2 separate regions of the Homo sapiens genome follow, and region 1 is linked to region 2. The links are chromatin loops, found by intact Hi-C in ENCODE. Cell type or tissue: testis. All regions are shown on one strand. Each heading gives the region's core, and the rest is flanking DNA. Links, peaks and the distances in the headings are about the cores only. Region 1 has its middle 59 kb from the start of PLCG2. Region 2 holds the start of MIR6504 (microRNA 6504).

Region 1 (9,345 bases), core at 440-8,439, 110 kb after region 2:
CAAAAAATGAAAAACAGAACTACCATATATGATCCAGCAATCGCACTTCTGGGAACATATCCAAAGGAATTGAAATCAGGATCTAGAGAAGAGATCTGCACTGTCATGTTCACTGCAGGACTGTCCACAACTGTCAAGATACAGAATCGGCCCAATTGTCCCTCAGCAGATGAATGGATAAAGAAAATGTGATATATACACACAATGGAACACCATTCCAAAGTGGTGTCCTTTACGCCTTTACAAAGAAGGGAATCCTGCTCTTTGCAGCATCGTGGAGGAACTGGAGGGCATGTGTGCTAAGTGAAATAAACCAGGCACAGGAGGACAGATACTGCATAATACCACTTCTATGAGGAATCTAAAATAATCAAACTCATAGAAACAGAAAGTGGAATGGTGGTTGCCAAGGGCTGAAGGGAGGGGGAAGTGGGGAGGTATTGGTCAAAGGGAACGAAGTTTCAGGTATGCAAGATGGAAAAACCCTTGAGAAGTACCATACGCATAATGACCATAGTTAACAATATTACAGTATATACTTAAGATTTGCTAAGCATGGAGATGTTATTATCACACACAATCGTAATAACAAATAACTGGGGCGGGAGGAAACTTTTGAAGGAGATGGAAAGGTTTATGGCATAGACTATGATGTTATCCCCAGGAGCAATTTGGGGAGGTTCAGACTCTTGGAGCCAGACGCTGCATGACCCCTAAACTGAAATTTCTAATCTTGTAGCTAATTTGTTAGTCCTGCAAAGGCAGTCTGGTCCCCAGGCAAGAAGGAGGTCTTTTCAGGAAAGGGCTGTTACCAATTTTGTTTCAGAGTCAAGCCATGAACTGAATTCCTTCCCAAAGTTAGTTTGACTTACGTTCAGGAATGAACAAGGACAACTTAAAGGTTAGAAGCAAGATAGAGTCGGTTAGGTCTGATTTCTTTCACTGCCATCATTTCTCCTGTTAAAATTTTGCAAAGGCAGTTTCAGTATGGTTTCACGGGTGTATGCTCATCCCCACACTCACCGAGTTGTATGTGTTAAATATGTACGGCTTCTTGTATGTAACCACCCAACAGGTTCACCACGCCCACTGCCTAGACAGGGCCAATTGATCAAGATAGGGCCAATTGATCAAGACAGGGGAAATGCAATGGAGAAAGAGTAATTTACACAGAGCCAGCTGTGCGGGAGCCCAGAGTTTCATTTTTATTCAAATCAGTCTCCCTGAATATTTGGGAATCAGAGTTTTTAAAGATAATTTGGCGAGTGGGGGCTTGGGAAGTGGGGAGGGCTGATTGGTGGGGCTGGAGATGGAATCACAGGGGGTTGAAGTGAGGTTTTCTTGCTGTTTTCTGTCCCTGGGTGGGATGGCAGAACTGGTTGAGCCAGATTACCTGTCTGGGTGGTGTCAGCTGATCCATGAGTGCAGGGTCTGCAACATATCTCAAGCACTGATCTTAGGTTTTACGATAGTGATGTTATGCCCAGGAGCAATCTGGGGAAGGTTCATACTCTTGGAGCCAGAGGCTGCATGATCCCTAAACTGAAATTTTTTTTTTTTTTTTTTTTTTGTGAGACGGAGATTTACTCTTGTTTCCCAGGCTGGAGTGCAATGGCACAATCTCGGCTCACCACATCCTCCACCTCCCAGGTTCAAGCGATTCTCCTGCCTCAGCCTCCCGAGTAGCTGGGATTAAAGGCATGTGCCACCATGCCCGGCTAATTTTGTATTTTTAGTAAAGGCGGGGTTTCACCGTGTTGCCCAGGCTGATCTCGAACTCCTGACCTTCCTGACCTCAGGTGATCCGCCCGCCTCGACCTCCCAAAGTGCTGGGATTACAGGCATGAGCCACTGTGCCTGGCCCTAAACTGTAATTTCTAACCTTGTAGCTAATTTGTTAGTCCTGCAAAGGCAGTCTGGTCCCCAGGCAAGAAGGGGGTCTTTCTGGGAAAGGGCTCTTATCAATTTTGTTTCAGAGTCAAACCATGAACTGAATTCCTTCCTAAAGTTAGTTCGGCCTACACCCAGGAATGAGCAAGGACAGCTTAAAGGTTAGAAGCAAGATTGATTTGGTTAGGTCTGATTTCTTTCACTGCCGTCATTTTTCCTGTTATAATTTTGCAAAGGCTGTTTCAGCATGGTTTCACGGCTGTATACTCATCTCCGTAATCATCAAGTTGTAAGCGTTAAATATGCATGGCTTCCTCTGTGTTAATTAGACCACAATAAAGTGGTTTAGAGAAAGAAGAAACAGCAGCAAGAGACATGGCCCTTGTCCTCCAGGGGCTCAGCACCCAAGCATGCTGGCAAGGAGTCAGTCACATACTGCATGGCAAATGCCATGACAGGACACTAAGGCAGGCACAGATGGTGGGCAGTGAACCCAGGCCTATGGGCATCACGGGAGACTTCCTGGAGGAGGTGGTATTGTTGAGAATGAAGAATGAAAATGTTTGCTGAGTCACCAGAGGGGAAAAGGGAGTGTGCAAAGACTTGGCAACAGACCAGAGCCGGATATAGGCTGGGAACGGCCAGTGGGAAGTGTGATGGGCTTGGGGGTGTACGGTTGTCAGGGTTGAATTGTATCCCCCAGAAAAGAGACATTGAAGTCCTAAACTGCAGTTCCTCAGAATGCGACTTTATTTGGGAATAGGGTTTTTACAGAGGTGATCAAATTAAAGTGAGATCATTAGGGTGAGCACAAGTTTAATATGACTGATACCCATTTGAGAAGGAGAAATTTATTTATTTATTTATTTTTATTTTTATTTTTATTTTTTTGGAGTCTTGCTCTGTCGCCCAGGCTGGAGTGCAGTGGCATGATCTCAGCTCACTGCAACCTCTGCCTCCCAGGTTCAAGTGATTCTCCTGCTTCAGTCTCCCGAGTAGCTGCAATTACATGCGTGTACCATCATGGCGGGCTAATTATTTTTTTGTATTTTTAGTAGAGACGGGGTTTCACCATGTTAGCCAGGCAGTCTCGAACTCCTGGCCTCAGGTGATCCACCTGCCTTGGCCTTCCAAAGTGCTGGGATTACAGGCGTGAGCCATCATGCACAGCTGGAAGGAGAAATTTGGACACAGAGATATGCATAGAGGGAAGTCAGAGTGAAAGGACAGAGACAGGAAGAGGCCACATGAGGATGAAGACAGAGCCTGGAGTGGTACAGCTGCAAGCCAAAGATGGCCAGTGAACACCAGAAGCCAGGAGGGAGGACGTGGCAGCTTCCCCTTCGCAGCCCTCAGAAAGACACCAAGACTGCGATTTCCAGCTGCCAGACTGTGAGAGGATGAAGGTGAATCTCTTATTTTAAGGCATCTTCTTTTGGATACTTTGTTACTAAGTACTTAGTTACAGAATATATCAGTTGTAGCAACTTATCGCAAACTGGGTGGCCTAAAACAATAGAAACTTGTTCTCTAGCAGTTTGGAGAAGCCTAAAATCAAGTTGTAGACAGAGCTGTGCTTCCTCTGAAAGCACGGGGGAGGACACATGCCCTGCCCCTGCAGCTTCCGGTGGCTCTGGGTGCTCCTTAGCTTGTGGCTACAGCGCTAGCCTCCACCTCCATCTTCGCATGGCCTCGTCACCTGTCTGTTCTCTCCCTTCTTATAAGGACACATGCCACTGGACTTAATAGCCAAAAAGTGGAAGCAAACCAGGGCTCACCTGGATGATCCGGGATGACTTTGTCTTGAGATCCTTTATCACAGCTGCAATCTTTGCAGTTCCAGTCTCGTCTCGTCTCGTCTCGTCTCGTCTCGTCCCGTCTCGTCTCGTCTCGTCCCGTCCCGTCCCGTCTCCTCCCCTCTCCTCTCCTCCCCTCCCCTCCCCTCCCCTCCCTTCCCCTCCCTTCCCCTCCCTTCCCCTCCCTTCCCCTCTCTTCCCTTCCCCTCCTCTCTTTCTGGGTCTGGCTCTGCCACCCAGGCTACAGTATAGTGGCACAGTCATGACTCACTGCAGCCTCAATCTCCCATGCTCAAGTAATCTTCCTGCCTCAATCTCACGAGTAGCTGGGACTACAGGCGTGCACTACCATGTCCAGCTAATTTTTAAAAATGTTTTGTAGAGATGGGGTCTCACTGTGTTGCCCAGTCTCATCTTGAACTCCTGGGCTCAAGTGATCCTCCCACCTCAGCCTCCTTAAGTTTTGAGATTACAGGCATGAGCCACCACACCAGGCCCCAAAGACTGTTTTTCCAAATAAGGTCACATTCACGGGTTCCGCGTGGATGTATGTCTGGGGGCCATCATGCAGCACACTGTGAGAGGAAGGTGGAGGTGAGACCAGCCAAAACCTAATGAATCATATTTAGGAGTCTGGGATTTGTCCTGAGAGGTATGTGCAATTGTAAAAAAAAAAAAGGTTGCAATTATTTTACTGATTTTTAAAACAAAACACTTATATAGCACTGTCTGTGCACCAGGCACAGTAGGAAGGGTTTTATAGGACTACACTGATGTACTATTCCTAGCATGCCTACAAGGCAGGCGCTTATATGACCCCTTATTGATGGGGAAGTGGAAGCCAGGAAAGTCTGGATCTCTTGGTCAAGGTCCCACAGTAAGCAGGGCACAGAGCCAAGGTTATAAGCCAGGCACTATAGGAAGATCCCTCCACTGTTGGTAAATGGATGGGTGTGGGTCTGGGACTTGGACCCTGTGGAGAAAATAGACAGATTCAAGGGAAGCTCAGGCTTAAAATAGCAGCACATGGTGGTTGGTACGGAGGGAGGGTGCACATGGAGTCAAGGGTGACTTTCAGTTTCCTTGGCTTATTTCCTAAGACAGGCTGCAAGGGCCTAGAATTAACACCTCTGCCCAGGCAGCAGCCCTCAACCAATGACAGATGGGAGGTGGTGTATCAATACCCCGGCTCCCTCACTCCTCATGGGAAGTGGAGAGTTCTGAGGCCCATGTTCTCCTCTGGCTCCCAGGGTCCCTCCCTGGGATTAATCTCCAGCTGCCCTCAGTGCTCACGGGCTTGTTAGGATTTCCTTCCCTTCTCCACCTCATTTTCCATTGTCCCATTGGTATTTCCTGGGACCAACTCTCAAATGAAAATCTTTATCTCAGTGTCTGCTTCTAGGGAAGTCCAGACTAAGACAGTGACTAACTATGTTAGAAGACAGAGGAATAGGTTGAAGGGGCAGCCCTTCCCAAGGCAGGCCAGGAAGACTCTACCAGGAAAACTGCACAGTCACCAGGTATACCTTCCTGGACCATCAGTGACAGAGGGGCCTCCTGGCCAACCTGGTAGGTGTCTGCCATTGGGAGCCTGAGAACCAGTTTGCATTGTTTTCAGAGATGGGGGTGGTTGCTGAAAGAAACTCTCATGCATCACTAAGGGAGGATAGATGGGTTCAACCACTTTGGAGAGCCAACCTACTAAAGTTAAACATATGCCTACCCTAGGACCCTGCAACTTCACTCCTGGATGTGCAGGAGAAGAGCTCAAGAGCACTGAGCTCATCCATCCACCAGAAGACGCAAATAAGAATGTTTATAGTGGCATTAGTTACAATAGCCAAAAAGTGGAAGCAACCCAAATGTCCACTGACAGGAGAATGAATAAACAAACTGTGGGAGAGCCAAACAGTGGAGCAATACCAATGTCTCCATTAACGGGAGAATGAAAACATAAACGGTGACATATTCATAAGATGGAATTCTACAAAACAGGAGAAAAAGAACCGACGACTGATATGCACAATGACATGAATTAATTGGGTAAGTATTATGTTGTGTGGCAGGAGCCAGAAACAAAGGATTTGCTGTATGATTCAATTTGTAGAAATTCGTGAATAGGCACAAATCACCTATGATGACAGAAGTCACAACACTGGTTATCTCTGTAAGGGGGATTATTATTGACTGGGAAGGGTGATACAATTAGGCTTTGTGTCCCCACCCAAATCGCATCTTGAATTGTAATCCCCAGGTGTTGAGGGAGAAACCTTGTGGAGGCGATTGGATCATGGGAACAGTTTTGCCCATGCTGTTCTTATGATAGTGAGTGAGTTCTCATGAGACTGATGGTTTTGTAACTGTTTGGAAGTTCCTCTTTCATTTATTCTTCTCTCTCCTGCCACCTTGTGAAGAAGGACGTGTTTGCTTCCCCTTCCGCCATGATTGTAAGTTTCCTGAGGCCTCCCCAGCCATGCAGAACTGTGAGTCAATTAAAGTTCCTTTGTTTATAAATTAGCCAATCTTGGCTAGTATCTTTATAGCAGTGTAAAAATGGACAAATACAAAGGGGAGGAGGGAACCTTCTGGGTTCCACATCTTGATCTGTGGCTACACAGACGTTTACACATTCACAAAACTCTACTCTTCAGATTTGTGTAAGTTACCATATATGTTGCACATCAAATCTTAAAAAGTGGCATCAAGTGGAAACACTCAAAATTTTGTCCATTTATGTTGCCTTTAAAAGCATAAGAAAAAATAAATAAAATTATAAAACAGGGGCCAGTCACGGTAGCTAATACCTGTAATCCCAGCACTTTGGGAGGCCGGGGCAGGTGGATCACCTGAGGTCAGGAGTTGGAGACCAGCCTGACCAACACAGAGAAACCTCGTCTCTACTAAAAATACAAAATTAGCCAGGTATGGTGGTGCATGCCTGTAATCCCAGCTACTTGGGAGGCTGAGACAGGACAATTGCTTGAATCCGTGAGGCAAAGGTTGCAGTGAGCCAAGATTGCCCCATTGCACTCCAGCCTGGGCAACAAGAGCAAAACTCTGTGTGAAAAAAAAAAAAAAAAATTAAAAGAGAAATTTTGTCCATCACAAATAAATAAATATATAAATGTGGTACACATAGACAATGGAATACTACTATTTGGTCATAAAAAGGAATGAAATACTGATACATTCTATGATTCAGATGAACTTCAAAAACCTCATGCTAGGTGAAATGAGCCAAACACAAAAGACCACATATTGTAGGATTCTGCATTTGGAATATCCAAAACGGGCAAATGTATAGGGATACAAAGCAGATTGGTGTTTGCCAGGGGTGGGAGGGAAGGAAGAATGGGCAGTGATTGCTTAGTGGTTGTGGGGTTTTCTTTTAGGATGAGGAAGATGTTTTGTAACTAGAGGTGGTGGTTGCACACATTGCGAATATTCTAAACATCACTGAAATAAAAACGTTAAATGGTTTATGTTTCATGTATTTCACCTCAATAAAAAAAGCAACATCAATAAAGATTGTTTGTTTTTGTTTTGAGATAGGGTCTTGCTCTGTTACTCAGGGTGCAGTGCAGTGGTTCGATCGTACCTCTTAGCTCACTGCAGCCTCCAGCTTCTGATCTCAAGAGATACTCCTGCCTCAGCCTCCTGAGCAGGTGGGACTCCAGGTGCACACCCCCATGCCTTGCTAATTTTTTATTTTTTATTTTTAAGAGACAAGAGCCTCACTTCATTGTCCAGGCTGGTCTCAAACTCCTGGCTTCAAGCAATCCTCCTGCCTCAGCCTCCCAAAGTACTGGGATTACAGGCGTGAGCCACTGTGCCAGGCAAGATTTTTCCTTTCAATGAAAAGATGGCTGCTCCTCCCCTCTGTTGTGTCTGGACTCAGGATGGGGAGTGGTGGCACCCTGACTTCTATCAAAGCAACACTCGTCCATCCTAGTGAAGCCTCTGGGTGAACATTGTGTCCCTTTCTTAAAACACTCTACTGCCATCTGCTGGAAAACTGTCACCATAAATATACAAACCTATGGTGTGAACAGACTCCCATAGATGTGGCACACTTGTGCAGTGCACAACCTGCACGTGTATACATGGTAGGATATTTGACTTTATTTTTTCAGTGTACTCTATCCACATGTAGACGAGGCCGTGAAAAATCTAGTGTTGCCTTTCCTTTCTGTCCCCACTCCAATGCTGATACTAACTAGAAATAGAAAATTGACTGAGTCTAGAGCTTTGCTACTCAAAATGTGATCCACGGATGCACAGCCTTCGTATGGTGGGAGAGTCTGCTAGAAATGCAGTCTCAGGATCCACCTGGACATGACGAATCAGAATCTGCATTTTAATTATTTTATTTTTTTTTTAAGATGGAGTCTCATTCTGTCACCCAGGCTGGAGTGTAGTAGTACAATGTTGGCTCACTGCAGCCTCCACCTCCCAGGTTCAAGTGATTCTCCTGCCTCAGCCTCCCAAGTAGCTGGGACTACAGGCACCTACCACCACATTCAGCTATTTTTTGTATTTTTAGTAGAGACAAGGTTTCACCGTTTTGGCCAGGCTGGTCTTGAACTCCTGGTCTCAAGCGATCTGCCTGCCTTGGCTTCCCAAAGTGCTGGGATTACAGGCGTGAGCCACTGTGCCCAGCCGAGTTTATTTTAGAGATACGATCTGACTCTATCATCCAGGCTGGAGTGCAAAGCAGTGATCATACCTCATTGCAGCCTTGAACTCCTGGGCTCATGGGCCCCATCGATCCTCCCACCTCAGACTCCTAAAGTACTGGGGTTACAGGTGTGAGCCACCACACCAGGCCTGAATCTGCATTGGTTTTTTTTGTTTTTTGTTTTTTTCTTTGAGATGGAGTTTCACTCTTGTTGCACAGGCTGGAGTGCAATGGCATGATCTCGGCTCACTGCAGTCTATGCCTCTGCCTCTCGGGTTCAAGCAATGCTCCTGCCTCAGCCTCTTGAGTAGCTGGGATTACAGGTGCCCGCCACCACACCTGGCTAATTTTTTGTATTTTTAGTAGAGACAGGGTTTCGCCATGTTGACCAGGCTGGTCTCGAACTCCTGGCCTCAGGTGATCTGCCCACTTCGGCCTCCCAAAGTGCTTGGAATACAGACATGAGCCACCACACCTTGCCAAATCTGCATTGTTAACAAGGTCTCCTGGTGATTCGCGTGCACACAGAATTTGAGAAGCGCTGCCCTAGAAGCCTTGGCTACACATTGGAATCACCTGAAGAGCTTTAAAACATGCTGACTCTGGGATGGGGCCTGGATGTGTGACTTGGAAAAGCTTCTTAACTGATTCTCATGTGCAGCCAGGGCTGAAACCGCTGGTCTAGAAGCCTTGCTGCTCAATGTGTGGCCTGTGGAGAGCTCATGATAAATGCAGAGCTTCAGGGCTCACCCCAGACCTCCTGAGTCAGAATCTATGTTTCAACAAGATCTTCAGGTGTTTCTTGTGCACTTTCAATTTGGAGCAGCCCTGGGCTCAGAGCTGGCGATGTCGATTGCAGAGCCCAGTGTAAAGTGACAATGCAAGCTCCCTGTTCAAAAAATGATTAAGAATTTTAAGAAAGCATTAGCAGAGCATTAAACCAAGCACAGGACCCTTCGAAGCTCAGTTCTGTGTGACTGC
Region 2 (9,345 bases), core at 904-8,903:
TCACATCAGGGAAATTGAGGCAGCTTCAGCCATCAACCCTCTCTACCTCCACCCCCATCACCATAACTCTCGTTTGGCAGACAGATACTGAAATTAACAAACCTAACAGAAGTCCTCCATCTTTATGGTAGAATTAACCTGTTGGGCCTTAGACTTTGAATTGCCTTTGCCTCTTTCTTGGAACACAGGATAGAGGTCAGGCTTCTGATTCCGGAGTCAGATGGCCGAGTTCAGTCTTGGCCATGCCACTCCTAGCTAGATGACCTTGGGCAAATCACGTGACCTCCTGAGCCTCAGCTTCCTTGTCTATATGATGGGATGACCTTGATACCTGTTCCACAAGACCTGTGTGAGGATTAAATGATTGCCATGTGCCCAGGGTGCATGGGAGAGCCAGGGAGGTGTTCGCTGTTATTCTTCTCAGCTGTGCTGCACTCACCTGATTCTCCTGAAGTCTGGCTTCCTGGAGCCAAAGTGACAAGGACACCCGCTTTGGCTCCTGGTGGCCATTGTATCCCTCGGTCACCTGGTGCCTTCTCGGGACAGCAAGACTCACTCAGAGAGTGGTGGGTGGCTGTGGATTTATCTTGCCCCGCCCCTACTCCCAACAATGACCAATACTAATAGCGTTTCTCATTCTTTTCAACACATGCTATTGAGCACTTGCCATGAGCCAGGCACTGGGGAAAGAGTGGGAACCAAGACAGACCTAGGCCCTGACTTCATGGAGCTAGCAGCCTGGCCAGGAGGCAGACATCCAACAGATAATGACACAGAATAAAGCCACAAATAAATAGGGTGTGGTGAGCACCGGAAAAGGAGGGCACAGGGAAGGGTGCAAGCAGGTTGGGTCATGAGTCTAGAGGGTGGGAGTTCCCCGAAAAGTGCAGTTGAGATGAGACCTGGAGAGTAGAAGCGCAGATGCCAGGGGTGGGGCTGTGCTCTTTCTGGGACAAGGAGCCGGCTGAGTTTGAGGCACTGTTATCAGGGCAGTGTGAGGAGTGTGGAAAGGGAGAGATGCCGCCGAGAGGCGGGACTGGGCGCATAGGGAGAGCAGACCCCGCTGGGTCTGTCGATTGTGGATGGGAGTGTGGATTTTGTGGCCGGGCCATTGGGAGCCATTGAAGAATGTTGAGGAGGAGGGTGGGGCTATGGAGTTTTCCATCTTGGAACGTGGCTCTGGAGGCCGAGTGGAGGATGCATATCCGTGGGGAGAGGGAGAAGAGAAATCGGTGCTTTCTGGGCAGGAGAAGGTGGTGGCTTATTGCTGGTGAGGGATGGCGGGCTTCCAGCCACTCCCTGCGCTGGCCCCGCGGATACCAAGAGCAGCAGTCCCTCAGTTCTTGCCCTCCAGCTGCTCCCACTCTGTTCCTAACTCTGCACCTCCAAACGTGTGGGTGGAGTTTTACAGTGAACCCCCTTGCAGCTGGATATGGCCAGCCAGAAACAGGGAGGCTTGCTTTGGTCACCAGAGGTGCTGAGCTCCTGCACCAGCTCCATTTGCCTGTCGCCAGAGGGGCGATGTTTCCAAAACCGTCTGAGATGCGGACGTCATGCCTGCTACTGTAACCAATGCATATCTCTTCTTTTTCTTTTTTTGCTGCAGCCAACTGGGTACATGGAAAACTCAGTCTCCTACAGCGCAATTGAAGACGTTCAGCTGCTGTCCTGGGAGAATGCCCCGAAGTACTGTTTACAGCTCACGATTCCTGGGGGAACTGTCTTACTGCAGGTAGGAGAAATAAACATGAACAAGCAGTTTCTTCTCCCTCATCTTCATGCACTTGTGCCCCTCGTTTCCCTTGGAGGGAGCCAGCAGCTATCAAGAGGAAAGGTTGTTTAACTTTGGGTGATTTTATTCCCCAAGTATAAGAAAGCTGTAAACCAGGTCTGACTGGAGAAAACGAAAAGGACTGTGCATGGCCTGAGCGTCTCCTGCACACCTGCTGCAGTCTAGGAACTTTTCAGGTTGCTCATTTAGTTTCCCTTAATAAACCTGATAAATAAGTTTTATGATCCCCATTTTACAGATGAGGAAACTGAGGCACACAGGTGAGTTGTTAGGCCCAAGAAGGCCGTGAAAAGCAGATGAGCAATAGATACTGACTTTTTGCATTACTTTGAGTGAGGGAGTTTCTGATATCTTGTTGATCTAAGTCTTTTGAGGCTGATAGAAGTATAAGCTATCTTTTTGGGAAAAAAAGTGCATTCTGTATGTACTGGTCAGGACGTTTGGTTGGAAATGGCACAAACATTATTCCAACTAGTGAGACAAAAAGAGAGTTTAATGCTGTTAACTATTAAATTAACTATTAAAGTAACTGGGAAGCCTTAGAGGGGACTTCAGGCATTGCTGGATCCGGGGGTCAGATGACATCATTAATATTGGGCATCTCTCTCTCCATCTCCTGGCTGTGCTTCTGTGTGCTGGCTTCATTGGCAGAATCTCACCATGTGGTAGGAAAGATGACCCACCTGCAGCCCAAAGCCACATCCTTAGAGGCTGTAATCCTTAAGAGTGAGCGCCCTTTTTCTTTCCAGTACCTTTTACAAAATCTCATGGAAGATCCTGATTGGCTCTGCCGTGTTCCCATTCAGCCCCCAGGAATTCACTCCCCCGGATTACCCGCCCACCCTTGACCTCAGGCAAGGCCCAGGTCTCGGATTGGTAGCCCCACCAGGACCACACAGAGGCGGTGAGGTGCGTCCACCAAGAATGGAGAAGTGACTGACAAAAACCACGACCACGGTCACACATACATAAGACATGTTACATCATGTCAGGGGAGCCAGCCAATTTTCAGAAGGAACCCCGAGTCTGAAACCCCTCATCTAGAGAAAATTTACTCTCTTATCAGTGGGAAGAAGACCTGCCTTGCTTTTTCTTTTGGGATCATTTTATTCCTAACTTGTTTTTCCAGGGAAACCTTCTCTTAGCCCAAAGAGATGCTTTCTAAAAACCTATTTTAGATCTAGCAGCCACTGGATTGTGTAACAGCATTGGGCTGAGAGTCACCCAGTCTGGGCTCCAAGGAATGCTGAGCTCAGTAGCGGAGCGTAACAACTTAGCATTGTTAGAAATGTCCTGTTTCTTACTGTCATCTCTCAGAGGACTCTGGAAACCACGCCTGCCCCAGTCTGCTTTCTTCTTAGTGAATCTCTCACACTCTGCCCTCTACGCTTTTCTTTTAACCCTGTCCCCACACCCCCACACTGTCCCTCCCCCCCTCCCCACCACAGCCAGCAAAGCCTTCCTCTTCTTTCTTTCTCTCCTCTCATCTTTATGATAGAGGTCAGTGTCACCCTCCTGCCAGACACTTCTGCCAGCTCCTCTGCCTCTTCACTCGCTCCTTCTTGCCCATCCGATGGCTGCAGCACAGAGTCCATGAAGGGGGTGGTCAGTGCCAGCCCCCCTCGGCGGGGGAGATGGGGCGGGCAATCACAGGGTTCAGTGGCCAACGGAGAGGTAGGGTAGCCAGAGATTGTCCTACCCCAATGACTTTGCTGTAGTCACAGAGCTTTGAGGCAGCCTCTCCCCTGTGCTCGGGGAGGCCCCATGCGTGAAGAGCCCCTCAGCCCCTGGGGAGACAGAGCCATAAACAAATGATTACGGAAATAATGGCTAAATTAGAGGCAACCGTGGAGGACTGGGAGCCCAGAGAAGGAGGAACTTATTTGGCCTGGGGGGCCAAAGCAGGCTCCCCAGACAGGGGGCATTTGAACTGGGTGTAGAGGGATGAGTAGAAGTGTGCCAGAATGGTGGGGTGGGGGCACACTCCCCGGGCAGAGGGGATGTGTGTGCAAAGCCTGAATATGGGGGACCTGGGTACTTGCTGCAGCTGGAGGAGATGGAGAGATGGAGTTTGGGGCTGTGGATATGTCTAGATCTGTTGGGCGATGGCCAGATCACCCAGGCCTTGCCAGCCAAGTGAAGAAGCCTCAGACCCTCTTCCAAAGGCAATAGGCAGCCACTGAAAGCTCTGAAGGGGTAGAGGGACACTAGAGGAATCAGTGTGGTGGCAGGGCAGAGGGGCCTAGATCTGTGCATGACAGAGAGGCAGGAGGGAGCCCCTTGAAACATTCCAGTTGGAGGAGAGGAGGCCCTGAGCCTCCACTTTCCTGCTCCACCAGCAAAGGGGCCTCATTCCTTCTGGGGCTGGAGGGGCAGCCCTGGCCTCCAAAGGAGGCCAGAGCATCACTCGCCACAGGGATGGAGGGGCAGTGAGGCTGAAAAGCAGAGAAGCAGTGCCTGGAATGTCCCTTTAACCCGGCTGTGGCCGCGGGCCCAGCTGTGATGACTCGCCTGGCCGCCGTGTCTGGCAGGGCTTCAGGACAGAGCTGCCGCCGTGGTGCTGAGGAGCCGAGCGGGCGGGGAGCCTCTAGCTGCTCCAGCATCCCACTTGCTCACTGCCCCCTGATCCCGTGGACAGCGCAGTCAGAGGCAGGAGCAGGAGAGGAGGAAGCAGAGGAAAAGGAGGAGGAGGAGGCGGCTTGCAACTCCTCAGATCCAGAGCCGGACTCCGAGCTAATGAGGGAGCAGCAGACACGGCCTCCCAACCCTTCCCCCAAGGGGAACCCAGGTGGGTGCAGCCCCTGCCCCTGGCGGCTGTGGTTCTCTCCCTGGCTGCCATTTCCGTCAGGGGAGGTAGACCTGGATCGGCTTCTCCCTTGCTTCCCTCTCATCCTCACCCCCACACTCTGCCCACCGTGATGCATGGGTGGTATGTAGCTGGCTCATTCTATAAACAGGGCTAGCGAGTCTGTGTGGTTCTAGGGAGGCTGGGGCGGGGTGCACTTGGCCCCTGGTGTGGTACTCAGGGCTTTCTTCAGTCCTGGTTGTATTCACGTGCCTTTTGTGACGGGTGGCAGGACCCTCTGCTTTGAGAGGCTGTACTTTGTCTTGATTCACATACAACATACTGTATTAGATCCCAGAGCCGTGGTGTCACAGAGAACAACCCCTTTGGCCCTGGGGACAGATCTTCCCTGCTCCAGGGTGGGAGAGGGGACCAAGAAACAGCCAGGTGCCCATCTGAACGGCATTACCTTAGTGCTCCTAGTCAGCAGATGAGTGAAAGTGCCTTAAATGGTGCCGCCCGGCACAGCCACCAGCAGCCACGCATGGCAGCCCACAGATGGATTTAATTTACTCATCAAATTAATAACACAGTTCCTCAGTCCCGTTAGCTACACCTCCAGTGGCCAGGGGCCACACATGGCCAAAGGCTGCTGTGTTGGACAGCGCACATAAAGAACATTTCCATTGACACACGAAGTTCTGTGGAGCAGTGCTGACCTCGAGGCCTTTTCATTTTGACCTCATACTGCAGGCACCTGAGCCCCTCCTGGGGCGAATCACGTCAGATCACAGGGGGCTCTTCGATCTTGCAGTCTGGCTGTGCTGTAATGCAGTCTGCACCCTGCTGCATTACAGCACAGCCATTCTCTCTACAGACAAGGGGAATGGCGGGGCCCAAAGAGGGCTAGTGCCCCTTCCCTACCCCAGCCTGCCTGATCTCTCTCCATCTCTGTCTCTTTCAGGTTCTTTGCATCCATGTGTGTCTGTTTTCCTCTCTCTCATGCCTTTTCTCCATCTCTCTCCCCTCCTTCCCCTTCTGTCCCCTCCTGCCTCTCCTCTTTCTCTCTCTTTAGTCCTTGCTGTGGCTCACTCTGGGCTTCTCTTGCAGGTCCTTCCTCCAGGCCTCTCACCACCTCTGAGCCTGTCCCCCAGTCCTCTCTGTGTGTCTCTCCCCTCTTCTCTTCCTCCTCCTCCGCTCTCTCTGTCTTCTAAGGAGCTCTTTGTAAAACTCTTACTTTGTTAGAATTTGAATCAATGCCTCTTGCAGACCTCGGGGAGCTGACCTGATCCTTCAAGGAAGGCAGAGAGGACATTCAGGCCCATGCCCCTCATCCCCAGCTCAGAGACAGAGCAATCTACCAGCAGGTTGAGTTGGCAGACAGAGGCGCCCAGCCTTCCAGCGTGGGTCCAGTTGGTGTGTTTTGGATGCTTTGTGTTTTCAGCGTGAGCTCCCTCACTGCCATGTTATTAGAATCCCTCGTTGCAGAAAGGGCCTGTTTATCCCATTTCCTCCATTGATGCCCTTTCTGCTAGCATTTCATTGTGGGGAGGCCAAGCATGTAAGTACATAGACAGTGTCATGAAAACGTCCTGAAGGTGCTGTCACTGGCCCCTGGGATGGGGTAGCAGGCATTAAAGAGCAGCGCGGCGCAGATCATCTTCTGGGGGATTCTGCCTAAAAATTGAGTGGCTGCCCATCAGCAAAAATTAGACAGAGCCGCTGCTCCACAAACAAGGCTTCAGGCAAGATAAGAGCAGGGAGACCCTCCTCCCAAGAGTGTCTGCTTCTTTCGGGGATGGGTTCCGGGACTCGGCTCTTCTCACCAATGTTCTGGAAAGTCCTGCAGGAGGCGGGGCAACTGTTTACCCCAAACATTGGCAGCAGGGCAGGGACGGGGTGGGTTCCTTTCTTACTGGAAGGTAGCAAGCAGGACTTTTCCGGTCTGGAAAGCACCAGAAAGGTCTCACTCTCTAGCTTCCAGTAAGAAAGGAAGCTCCTTTTCCCTAAGAAACTGGGCCGGGGAAGGGGAGCTTGGAAAAGGTCGCTCACAGCGCACCCTGGGCTGTTTTTCTCACCTCTCAAGACAATGCAACAATGAGAAAGAACTTGGCAAGTTTGGGAGAGGAAATTGGGCAGCGTTTGCCTGGAACCAGGCCCTTTCAGCATTCCAAAGATTTAACACCAGAAGTCGGAAGCCTGGAACCAGCTGCCCGCAGGCTTCCGGGGGACTTGGGGTCTGGCTGGGGACCTCTCCCATGTCTGAATGGATTCTCCTCTGAGTGACCCTCAGGGTTGGGCTGGGGGACCTTTCCCAGGTCTGAATGGATTCTCCTCAGAGTGACCCTCGGGGTTCCAGCCATGCCTTATGTTCCCACTGGGCTGAGTTCTCTTGGCTCAGCCACCAGCAGGACAGTATGGGGACTCTGCACAGAAGCGTGACCCTTCCCCCAGCTGGAACGCAGCCTGGTCAGCTTTCCCTTTGCTTGGAAGCCCCTTAGAGATGCCTGTGCTGGGACTCAAGACATTGCCTAGCAGCGTATGTCCTCCTTCAAAAGTAGACAAGCCAAAGGAACGAGCAGTTTACAGTCCGGCCTTGTCCCAACCTTTTTGGCTCCATCAGCCTCCACCTGCTCTCCTAGAGGCAAGTTCTGGCGCTTCCCTTAGTTTCAAGGTGAGGTCTCCTGCGTGCCACATCCTTCCTCCTCCTGCTTCATCAGTAGGGCAGCTACCATGGAGAAATAATGCTCACGGATGTCCCAACCCAAGTCCTGGGAATCCAGAGGAGCTCAGATGCATTGCTTCATGTTCCAGGGCTGGATTGCAGGGAGGGAAGACTGTGGGGTCAGACAGACCTGAGTTCCTGCCCAACTTCCCTGGGCACTAGCTCTGGATCCTTAGACTCTAACTAGCCATGGAACCCTAGGTTTTACCACATTCTAGCTGTGGAACCCTAAACAGCAGGAAGAACCTCTCTGGGGCTCATTTAATTTATCTGTGAAACGCACTCTAATACTTGTCTCCTTGCATATTGTGAGGCTCGTAGATATTACATGTAAAATACTTAGCACTGTGCCTGGTACTTAGTAGGTGTTCAAGAAAACACTGCCATGATCATTTTTAGAGTCTTAGTCAAATACAGTTTGGGGAAGAGAGGGAATCAGAGCTGAAGAGTTCTTTTGAAGGTCTGTTGTGTGTGGACTTTCTTCGCTGAGCAGAATGGGTATATGAATGCCCCATTCATCCATCCATCTATCCGCCCACCCATCCATTTATCCATCAGACTGTCCATCTGTCTTATCTGTTTTTCCATCCATCCATGTCTCCATCTATCCAATTCATTCATTCATTCAACACTTCAACCAATCTTTCACTTAACAAACATTTCTCCGGGTTTCATGGACACAGTGGTGCCTAAGTCAGACGTGGTTCCTGACCTCCCAGAGCCCATAGCCTGCAGAAGAAGGACAACTAGACAGGCGATTCCAGGACAGTGTGATGCGTTAGGCGAGGCATTCTGGCCTGGTTTGGTTGGGGATGGGGAGGGGAAGGCACCATCAAGACAGTCATTCTGGAGAAGTGGCATTTCAGGAGGGACCTGAAGTGTAAGTAGGAGTCCAGCGGGCAGCGGAGAGAAGGGGGTGACAGCAGAATGTTCCTGGTGGGGGAGTACACGCTGCATGGAAGCCAGTCTGAGAGCAGGGCAGGCCAGGTGCTGCCACAGTCACCAGCGACCACGCATTCTAGGTGGCTGGAAGCGGCACGGCATTGTTTCTAACTTGTGCTGTGTGTCCACCATGGGCCAGTGGGGGAAGGGAGTGTGCCAAGCGGTGCACGGGTTCTCAGGGGCTCCCACGCGCGGGCCACGGGTCACTTCAGCATGACATCAGCTCGTTGCATTGGCCTGTGTGCTTGCCAGGAGCCCGGAGGGAAGAGACCTGGAAATGACACAAATGATGACCCCAGCAAGTCTGGGTGTGTGTGTGGTATATGCATTGGTTTCCCCAGTGGAAATGTGGCAGTGGAGGAAAGGTTGGGTTAGACCTGGGTCCTTAAGCCGTGGTCCATGGTAGATTCCAAAACTACCTGCACAGTCCTGCGTGTGGGACTGTGGTGTGTGTGTATGTATGTCTGTATGGTTTATGTGTGTGTGTGTGTGTATGGTATGTCTGCATGTGTGTGCGTACACATGTGTGTCTCTGTGAGTGTGTATGTGTCTATGTCTGTGGTGTGTGTGGTATGTGTGCATGTGTGTGCCTGATATGTGTGTTTATATGTGGTATGTATATGTGTATACGGTGTGTATGCACATGTATCTCTGTGTGTGCATGTGTGTGTGGTATGTGCATGTGTGTGTGTCCTGTGTCTATATGTGGTGTGCATAGTGTGTATCTCTGTGTGTGGTGTGTGCATGTGTGTGGTGTGTTGTGTGATATGTGACGTGTGTGTGTGGTGTATGTGTCTATATGTGATGTCTCTGTGTGTATATGGTGTACGTGCATGTGTATCTGTGTGTCTGTGTGAGGTGTGTGTCTGTGTGGTATGTCTTTGTGTGTATGAGGTGTGTATGGTATGTGTCTGTGGTGTGTGTGTATGTATGTCTGTGTGATGTGTGTGCATGTGTGTGTGGTGTATGTGGTACGTGTATGTGTGGTGTGTGTGCATGTGTAACTATGGTGTGTATGTGTGTATGGTGTATGTGTGTCTGTGTGTGTGGTGTATGTGTCTACGTGGTATGTGGCTGTGTGGTGTGTGTGCATGTGTAACT

What was found. Peaks named below come from ENCODE experiments on the same cell type or tissue, not always from the same donor. Only the 100,000 strongest peaks of a DNase experiment are listed, where the experiment ranks them.
Region 1: it touches region 2 in a loop (2.1-fold over the local background); 78 of 110 quality-filtered maps call a loop at or near these places.

The regions. Positions count from the first base shown.
Region 1 is chr16:81,715,622-81,724,966 of GRCh38, forward strand. No RefSeq gene overlaps it. Among named protein-coding and RNA genes, the nearest start is that of PLCG2, 59 kb to the right of the region's middle. RefSeq lists silencers at 1,519-1,742, 8,977-9,225 and enhancers at 2,067-2,146, 2,167-2,366, 3,234-3,283, 3,363-3,657. In testis, for the core only: a CTCF peak has its summit at 7,669 (motif pointing left); DNase peaks (open chromatin) are centred at 3,510 and 7,650; H3K27ac peaks cover 642 bases.
Region 2 is chr16:81,605,961-81,615,305 of GRCh38, forward strand. It overlaps CMIP (c-Maf inducing protein), which reads left to right. Exons shown (of 21, transcript NM_198390.3): 2 at 1,607-1,732. MIR6504 (microRNA 6504) reads left to right here and starts at 5,388; the gene lies at 5,388-5,448. RefSeq lists an enhancer at 2,602-2,831. In testis, for the core only: no CTCF peak of the experiment used is centred there; a DNase peak (open chromatin) is centred at 4,321.